Regions from separate parts of the Homo sapiens genome. Here region 1 is linked to region 2. The links are chromatin contacts, found by Hi-C in ENCODE. All regions are on one chromosome and are shown on one strand. The core of a region is the stretch at or near the end of the contact, and the rest is flanking DNA. Distances in the headings are between cores, read along the strand shown. Region 1 overlaps TLN2 (talin 2). Region 2 overlaps TLN2 (talin 2).

Region 1 (4,563 bases), core at 2,060-4,559, 40 kb before region 2:
TATAAAAAGCACACTCAGGAGGAAAGGGTTTGTCTCACCTAAAAGCCCCAGATCTGTGGTCAATACTGTGGACTCCACCTTCATATCAAGTTCATCCAGCTCTATAACATAGAGGTCTATGACCCTGGGCAAGTTGCTTAACCACTTAAACTTCAGTTTCTTTATCCATAAAATAAGAACAATAGTAGTAGCTACCTCTTAGAATTGCTGTGAAGTTTAAACAAGTTAATATTTCTAATCCTGCTTAGAACTGTGTGTGGCACATGTAAAGTGCCCAATAAATCTTAAATCATTATACCACTAATCCACACTAAAAAAGACATTGCAAGCCGGACGCCATGGCTCACTCCTATAATCCCTGCACTTTGGGAGGCTGAGGCTGGTGGATCACTTAAGGTCAAGAGTTCGAGACCAGCCAGGCCAACACGGTGAAACTCTGTCTTTACTAAAAATACAAAAATTAGCCGGGTGTGATGGCGGGCACCTGTAATCCCAGCTACTGGGAAGGCTGAGGTAGGAGAATTGCTTGAAGCTGGGAGGCAGAGGTTGCAGAGAGCCAAGATCGCGCCACTGCACTCCAGCCTGGGTGACAGAGCAAAAATTCCATCTCAAAAAAACAAACAAAAAAAACATTGCAGGTCACGGCTCTCCACCGTTCACCATATTTTGCATGTTCTAGCCCATTTAGTCCTCAAAACACTGATAAAGTAGATAGAAATTTAATTTTCAGTTGAGAAACCTGAGGCTCAGACAAGTTTAAAGTCATACCAAACTTGCTAGTGAGCTGAAATCTGAACCCATGTCTATTTGTCTTCAAAACCTACGCTCCTCCTACTTCTCCAAGCTGTGTGGCTCCTTCCTGCCTCCGACACAAATAACTATAAAGAAATGTGCTGGTGGTGGCTCACGCCTATAATCCCAGCACTTTGGGAGGCCGAAGCAGGCAGATCACAAGGTCAGGAGTTCAACACCGGCCTGACCAACATGGTGAAACCCCGACTCTACTAAAAATACAAAAACTAGCGGGACGTGGTGACGCATGCCTGTAGTCCCAACTACTCAGGAGGCTGAGACAGGAGAATCGCTTGAACCCAGGAGGCGGAGGTTGCAGTGAGCCGAAATCATGCCACTGTACTCTAGCCTGGCGACAGAGTGAGACTCAATCTCAAAAAAAAAAAAACTGCTGCTAGCTAATATTTAATGAGCATTTACTATGTGCTCAGTCTGACGTCAGTGCTTTACTCTCGTTCCACACAACAATCTTATGGCTAAGTAAAATCATTAACCCCATTTTTCTTATGAGAAAATTCAGGCTTAAATAGTTCAAGTAATATGTCCAGGGATATTTAAGTAAGTGGCAGAGCTGGGACATGGCTACAGAGTCTCCCATAATTATTTCATTTAAAAAAAGAAAGAGACAAACAGACTTACCCAACAGGTCTGGGAAACTTTTGTACCATCAAATCAGTATGTTCCTTAGAATTAACATGTTTGTTTTTCCAAGTGGGTAATGTGGTAAGCCACAAAGCACCAATTCTCTTATAACATTAGCGGTGTGTTTGACTTTTAAAAAACAAATTAGAATGTAAGTAGAGTCCTCATTCTCCTGGCCAATGTCATTTTTTTGTTTACAAAAGGGGTACAAAATTAAAATATTGGGGGTGTGGAATAATTATTCAGGTTCATTGCAAAACAGCAATCACCACCTCATTTTTCTCCACTGCTCGGCAAATGCAGTGGGGGTAAACCACCATGGCCCCCAAGCAAACTTAAAAGTAGAAACAATTTTGTTTGGGATATCTTTATGTTTGTATCTATAAGGATTTAACTCAGTTATTTTTCAAGCAAAAACATGAAACATCCCATTTTATTCCAAGTACAACAAATGTGTGAACCTTTACTGTGATTTTCTACTAACAGCAGTTCAGGGTATGAAGGAAAAGGAAGAGGACAAAGGGACAAGGGTGAGCCTAAGGAGTAGTAAAGACTGGACAAAGAGGCTAAAGGATGAAAGGCACAGGTGCAGAAAGTGGGGACTCCAAGGCACAAAGTGGGAGGAACGGCGAAGGTTTGGTAATCTCTGAATTAGCAGCAACCTCTCGCCATCCTTGGCTTCAGAACATCCACCAGCCACTGAAATATTATTAGCTCTTTCATCCGTATCCACTGATCTTCAATGAAATAGTAACAGTGAGGAGGTGCCACATGGTGACGGAGCAGCAATATCTTCAATCTACAGCATCATAGTCAGAACAATCCCATCACTGGATAGTTCCAGTGAAACCCACATCTCCCTCCACTCCAGTCAACCTACACCTTTCCAATAAAACTCAGGACCAAGTTTATCAATACCTAATTCTGCCTCATGCAATTACCTCACCTCCTACCTAAAATCTTAAATAAGCAGCCCCAAAAAAACTTTCTGCTCTCAAAATGATACGAGGCAAAGCTACTAAGAATGACTGCACAGGCAAATGAGTCGTGGTATGATTGATCACCTGCCCCCTAGAGCTTCTGTCCAATTAAGCTGGGTGGGCAGAGACTGATGGTACCAAAGGCAGAAGGACACCACCAGGCCTTCAGCCATGGGAAGAAAAGAGACAAGAGGCGGATCAAGGCTGCAACAGCTGTCCAGAAGCAAGCATGCACCCAAAGTTGAAATCAAAAGATTTGAGATAATTATAGGTCACTACCAACACCATAGAGTGAATATGTTCCTTCACCTGACAGACACATTTTGTCTTATTTGTAGTCAAAACAAATAGAGTAAAATGTAGAATTCTTCAGGCAGAGCAGCAAAACTCCTAACTGCATAATGTGATTAGGACCAAAATAAACCTATGACCCATATAAAAACACTGAAAACATAATCCAAAGAGGAAAGGATGCTGTATGTCATTTGCAAAAAGGAGAAGGCAAACTCACATGTTGTTCTGGACCTAATTTAGAAGCTCTTATTGCCAAAAACTATAATAAATTGTGAGCACACTGTCTTCTTTTCATACTGCCTTACCCTCTCAACTATAAATAATAATTTCATATAAGCTGCAACGGAAACGGCAGCAAAAGACATGGTCTCTACTTGCACAAGTCACTTGACCTCTCTAAACCCAGGTCTCCACCTGTAAAAAGAGATGGTTGCATTGGATGATCCACAAAGTAGAGTCACACTAATCAAATGTCTTCAGTTTTGAAATTCACACTTGATTGGCTCCCTTCGAGTCCTGGCCACATCATACCTGAGCTGCCCTTCCCCACCCAGGATCTTGTTGCATAGGGGGTTCAGCAGCAGCGAGCTACTGCACAGCGGGACATGCCAGCAACCACAGCTGCTATGGGGCAAGCCCAGCACACATAAAGGACAGGCAGAGGGTGCCTACAAGAGGAATGGCAAGTATGTTCTGCTGGATTTATTTATACTTTACGACCTGTCCACTACCAAAAGAATTCACTGGAGTCTGATATAAAAACACACGTCTGAAAAAAAATCAGATGTGTGAAAAACACCAAAAACCCCAACATGCACAGAAGGCACTTAAAATGAAGATCAAATTAAAAACTAGAAACTGTATGCATGTTTTCAGTGATCCTTTAGTCACTGGTAGTATGTCTACACAGATAAGCCTAAGGATAATTTCTTGTATCTAAGTAAGAAATGCCCTCTCCTTCAGGGAGAACACTCATCACAAAGTTTACTAAACCCAACACATAATAGGATCTGTTATAGTTATATTTCAAAGAAAAGGAGAAAGAGAAAGTTTTAAATTCCTGCACACAGGTATGCCAGAAAACAAGACCACAACTTGCTGGCTCTTTGGAGTAGCCAAAGTCTGGAAACTATGCAAATTTCCAGTGACAGTAAAATGGATAAATTATAGTATATTCACACAATGGATTACTATGCAGCAATAAAAATGAACAAACCAGTCATGCAAACAACAACATGGATCAATCTCACCAACACAGTGCTGAGCTAATAGCAAGAGCTAACTGATATGATAAATATACTTTTGGGGGGATTAAAATTATATTGGGAGTATGACTGAAGATAGCCATCTACCACACAGATTTAAATAGAAGATGAAAAAAATCAGAGAAACAGAAATAATAAAAATCTTAGCATTAAAATGGGCCTTAGATCTTCTCTAGCTAAGCAGCTTCATTTGACAGAGAAGGAAACAGAGTGTGTAGGGAGTTCCAAGGTTCACGTGCTCTTAATTCCTAGGTCTGTACCTTTGCCTCATACCTGCTCCTCTCCACAAAATGTTCCAGACTTACATTTCCGCTCTCCTTGGTGTAAGTGAGTTATATTTTTTTAAATGGCATTTTGCATATTTACTCTCTTCTGGGAAAGTTGAAAGTTTTCATTTTCCCAGTTTGTTAATTCCACACTCCAACAGGGTAAAGATAGAAACTGATTTAACTCTTCTCATTAGCAATGCCAATTATTTAGGAAGATAACTGTTGAATACTCACTTAAGGACTACTGAGAGATTAAATGCAATTTACCACTCTCGAAGTCTTTAACACTTCAATTACAATTACAACCTGACACAAAATTAA
Region 2 (4,312 bases), core at 1,196-3,695:
AGGAACTCCACATGAGGTCTGATAGTCCAGGCTGGATCCTGACTGCACACTCTCGCTGTGTGACCCACTGGGTGAGTTCCTTCAGTCCTGTCCTCTGTAAATCAGAGGCTGCACCTGCCTCCTGGGCTGCAGGGAGGGTTAAGTTACAAGAACGTGTGCCACACACTTAGCCCAAGGCCTAGGACACTGGAAGTACTCCGAGAATGCTGTTAGAGCTGTTAACTATTTAGGGCGAGAATCAATTTAGCTGCTTATGAAAGTAAAGCAACGTTTCTGAGAAGGTCTACTGCAGCAGCTGGACAATGTTGAGCCTGCAACGCCCCGCTCCCCTCTGCCCCCGCTGCACCCCCCCCTCCATCCCCCCCACCACCTGCCAGTATCAGGAGCACAACCCTTGGGCCAAGTTGCTGCTTGGACCCCAGGCTCTCCTTTGACAGCAGTGCCCTGCATCTGACCTGCCCTCAGTCTACCTGCTCGAAGGTTTCTGCCCCAGTCCCCAGCTTCCAGTATGGTCTCCATTCTCAACATCTCACTGCAAGTGCCCCATGGGCCCAGCAGATACAGTCTGCTCTTAAAAACCAAACATCCGCAGTATTTTCAGAAATGCTGACTTATACAGAACACACCCTACAGAGAGAGCCCATAGGATTCCACCAAGTGAATGTGAAAAGCACAACATTTAAGGGAGGGTTCAATGGACAAACCTACAACCTATGATAACCTTAAGGAGGACAAGCACATAGATGCAGGTGATGGTAACAGGTTCCCCTACTGTTCAATCAGGCTCACATCTCAGACCACTCAGTCTCCTGCAGCTAGAAGAGACTCCAAGGCCAGACAAAACCCTGAGGGTCTCCAGTAACTTTACCCACATCCACCCAGGCAGTTCAGCAAGAGTCACACTCCAGGACAAGTCTTATTTTCATCAAAAAGCTTACAGCCTTACTTCTCCAAGTGTGGTCTAGAAGGCAGCAGCATCACCTGTATCTTGTTAGAAATGCAGACTCTCAGGCCCACCCAGACCTACTGAGTTAGGATCTGTGTTTTAACAAGATGCCCAGGATGCTTTAGAGTAATTAGAACAAAGCACTCTGCCCAAATAGCATGACAGTTTACTTAGGCTTTTACTTGATCTCGTCTTTCTTCATGGATTGGAAGTTTCTAGACAGCATAGACTGTGCCTATCTCAGCTGCTGGTACATAGTAAATACTCAAGAAATATTTGTTGAATGAATGGATGAATAGGCAGTCTACTAACGACTAAAGAGATCTAACCTGTTTTAAGTGCAAAGACAGACACACGGAAGGATCAGAGACAGAAAGAGGATGCATACCTGGGGATGGAGGAAGACATTGAAACAAGGTAGTCAGATAAGCATCTCTAAAGGGGGTGGCATTAGGATGAGACATGATGGATGAGAAGGTACATGCCAGGCAAGAGGATGTTGGACAGAGGAAATGGCATCTGCATCTGCCACCATAAAGCGGGTGCTTTCTCGAAGGCCAGTAAAGGCAGGCCATTGTGGCTGGAGCAAAGTGAAAGAGAGGAAAGTGGTCAAAACTCCCCTAACTGCCAAAGAAGAGAATCAGGACTCGTAGGTTTGGCTCTGGTGATGGAACAAAGTAGCTCCAAGAAGGTAGATTCAGAAGGCCCCAAAACCATTATGACTGCTGGGGGCAACAGAAGGGCCCTGTACGGAGTCCCTGCTGCCATCTTCCAGGCTCTTGGAGTTGGGTGTGAGAGAGGCTGGCCACAGAGGGCAGGAGTCCATCAGCCAGACCTGGCTGGAGATGCCACAGGTCTAGAGCTGCTTGCGAAGTAGAAATGAAGATTACTCATGGTCTTCAACAAGTTGATCCAGAAACTTCTGGGCAGCCGAGCATCCGAGGGACAAGGAGGCCAGTCCAGATGTCACCCTGCAGCAGCGCACTGGCAGAGAAGACACAAATGACATGTGTCAGTGCAGGTAGCCGTGTCAGCGGGTGAGCGACATCCTCCCGGCACTGAACAACACTGCTGGGGTTCAGGTGACAAAGCAGGAGGAGGGAAAAATGCCACACAGGGTTCATGCTCCTGAGGCTCTGTGCAGCAACACAGCTGGCACCCTCTGCCTCCAGTTTTGGTGCCAGCCCACAAGCAGCAGCTCCAGAGAAGCCTCTCTGCAAATATCCCACCGTGGAGTCCAGTCATATGGCTGCCAAGGGTCCTTGGAAATACTCAGGCCTAAGCCCCTCTTTTCACAGATGAGAAAAGCCAAGACTCAGAAGATAGGCCTTGCCCTAAATCAGCAGCGAGGAACAGCAAGGCCAGGAATAGAATTGCAGAATCAAGTCTATAAAGCTTACATTTTACCTGTAAATTACCACTCTAATAAAACTCTGTTTCTAAACAAATGTTATTCTTACTCTGTCTGACTCCTAACTGAAGAGACAAAGCAGCCTGCAGTTCCAGATCTTAACCATGCCCCCAGTTCTCTCTCCTTAATCCCAAATGACTTGCACCAGCCAAACTGAAACTCCTGGTTTTCGTCAAAAACAAAGTTCAAGAAAGAACTGTTCACATTTGAGCAGGGGAAGAAAATCTAAAAATTGTAGAGGGAAACTGAAAAACTTTTTTCAAAAATCTGAATTTATGAGATATAAAGAATAAGAACAAGAAGAAAAGCTCTTGTTCCATACATCAGGTTTACCCACCCAAGACCAGAACCATCCCAGGAAATGCTTGGAGACCACAAAAAATCATGCATTTTAAAGGTTGGTGGGTTATTAATTCAAATATAATCATCCAAATAGTTGCCTCTTTCCCCTGCATTCTAGCTTCGGTTAGCCCTGACACATCAATGCAACCTCGAGCAGATCACACCTAACTTTGCAGATCTTCAGTCAACTCATCTATAAAACGAGGAGCGTGATAAAACTCAGGTGTCCTTCAGCTAGAAAATTCCAAAATTCTGTTACACTTTTGGAACAGAACTGAAAATTAATGTCCCCATTAAGTCGGCTTATACAAAGTTTATTTTCTTAACTTGAAGAAATGAAAGTCATTATAAATTTAAATTACCATATCTCTTAGGAAATAATTACTAAGTTGGTGTCACAGTGGTTGCATTCTGTTTCTAGGGAGTAAGCTTCAGCAATGACAAATCGTTAAACGATTCTTCAGGGAGACAGAGCCAAATACCCCACCCTCACTAAATGGGTATTTGGCTCTATTTCCCCAAAGGTCCATTATTATTTATAAGGCAAAAATTAGGGTTTCTTTTGCATAGCGTAGAACTCAGGCAGTGAGGTCATTTGTTTTGAAACTGCAGCAACCAGTCCCACTTTTTTTTTTTCCATTAGCATTCTAGTTACTCTGGGTCAAGAGAGTGAGATGCAGATTTCAGAGAACAGTCAAAGGCTGCAAGGCCACCCACAGCATCGTCAAGGATTCCACCTGGGACAGCCCGGAGTCTAACCTACAGCTCATTTTCCTTTCACTCTCAAACGTGAGAAGCCAATGACGACTCAGACACAAGCAAACCAAACATATTTCAAGGAATCGTCAACAGCCTCAGGGTCCATTTAAAAAACAAAACACTACCATAACCTCCACATTATTCCTTATTCTTTTTTGAGACAGGGTCTCACTCTCCCGTCCTGGCTGGAGGACAATGGTGCAATCATAGCTCACTGCGGCCTCAAACTCCTGGCTCAAGTGATCCTCCCATCTCAGCCTCCCGAGTAGCTAGGACTACAGGCATGCACTGCCACACCTGGCTAATTATTTTATTATTTTATTTTTTGTAGAGACAGGGTCTGACTATGTTGGTCTCAAACCCCCAGGCTCAAGCAATCCTCTCACCTCAGCCTCCCAAAGCACTGGGATTATAGGCATGTGCCACCAAGACTGGCCCATATTATCCCTTATTCTTACTGAGTGAAAAAGGGGTGGAGAAGGGATGACAAATTCCTCTGAGAATGATAGATGCTTTCACTCAAAAAGGAGAACATAGAGACAATTATGCCTTCAGTTTCAAGGATTCATGAGCCCTCTGAAATTTCTTTTCTGAACCTCAGGTTTAGGACCCCTGCTAAATTAACATGTTAAAAGGAATCCTCTTTTATAAGTCTCTCTGAATGCTGTACAATTCCTTTGTTTGTTCTGTTTTGTTTTGTTTTTAGTACAGACTTTCGCTCGTTACCCAGGTTGGAGCTCAAAGGCACATGTCTGGGCTCACTGCAACTTCCGCCTCCGGGGTTCAAGCGATTTTTCTGCCTCAGCCTCCCAAGTAGCTGGGGTTACAGATGCATGCCACCACACCTGGCTAAT

The links. A loop is a pair of places that touch in the nucleus more often than their neighbours do. Pooled maps may share reads with other maps.
Region 1: a map of psoas muscle shows a loop between it and region 2 (2.3-fold over the local background). The contact joins two enhancer-like sites. A Hi-C loop is called at or near these places in 6 of 168 maps with a recorded cell type or tissue (aorta, ascending aorta, cardiac septum and 3 more) and 5 of 50 pooled maps.

The regions. Positions count from the first base shown.
Region 1 is chr15:62,514,662-62,519,224 of GRCh38, reverse strand. All of the region lies in intron 1 of TLN2 (talin 2), which reads right to left. Among named protein-coding and RNA genes, the nearest start is that of TLN2, 130 kb to the right of the region's middle. Within about 2 kb of position 3,309, at least 2 of the 41 ENCODE cell types and tissues checked have a DNase peak (open chromatin) inside an H3K27ac peak, as active enhancers do.
Region 2 is chr15:62,473,944-62,478,255 of GRCh38, reverse strand. The region is part of intron 1 of TLN2 (talin 2); the gene reads right to left. Among named protein-coding and RNA genes, the nearest start is that of TLN2, 86 kb to the right of the region's middle. Within about 2 kb of position 2,445, at least 3 of the 41 ENCODE cell types and tissues checked have a DNase peak (open chromatin) inside an H3K27ac peak, as active enhancers do.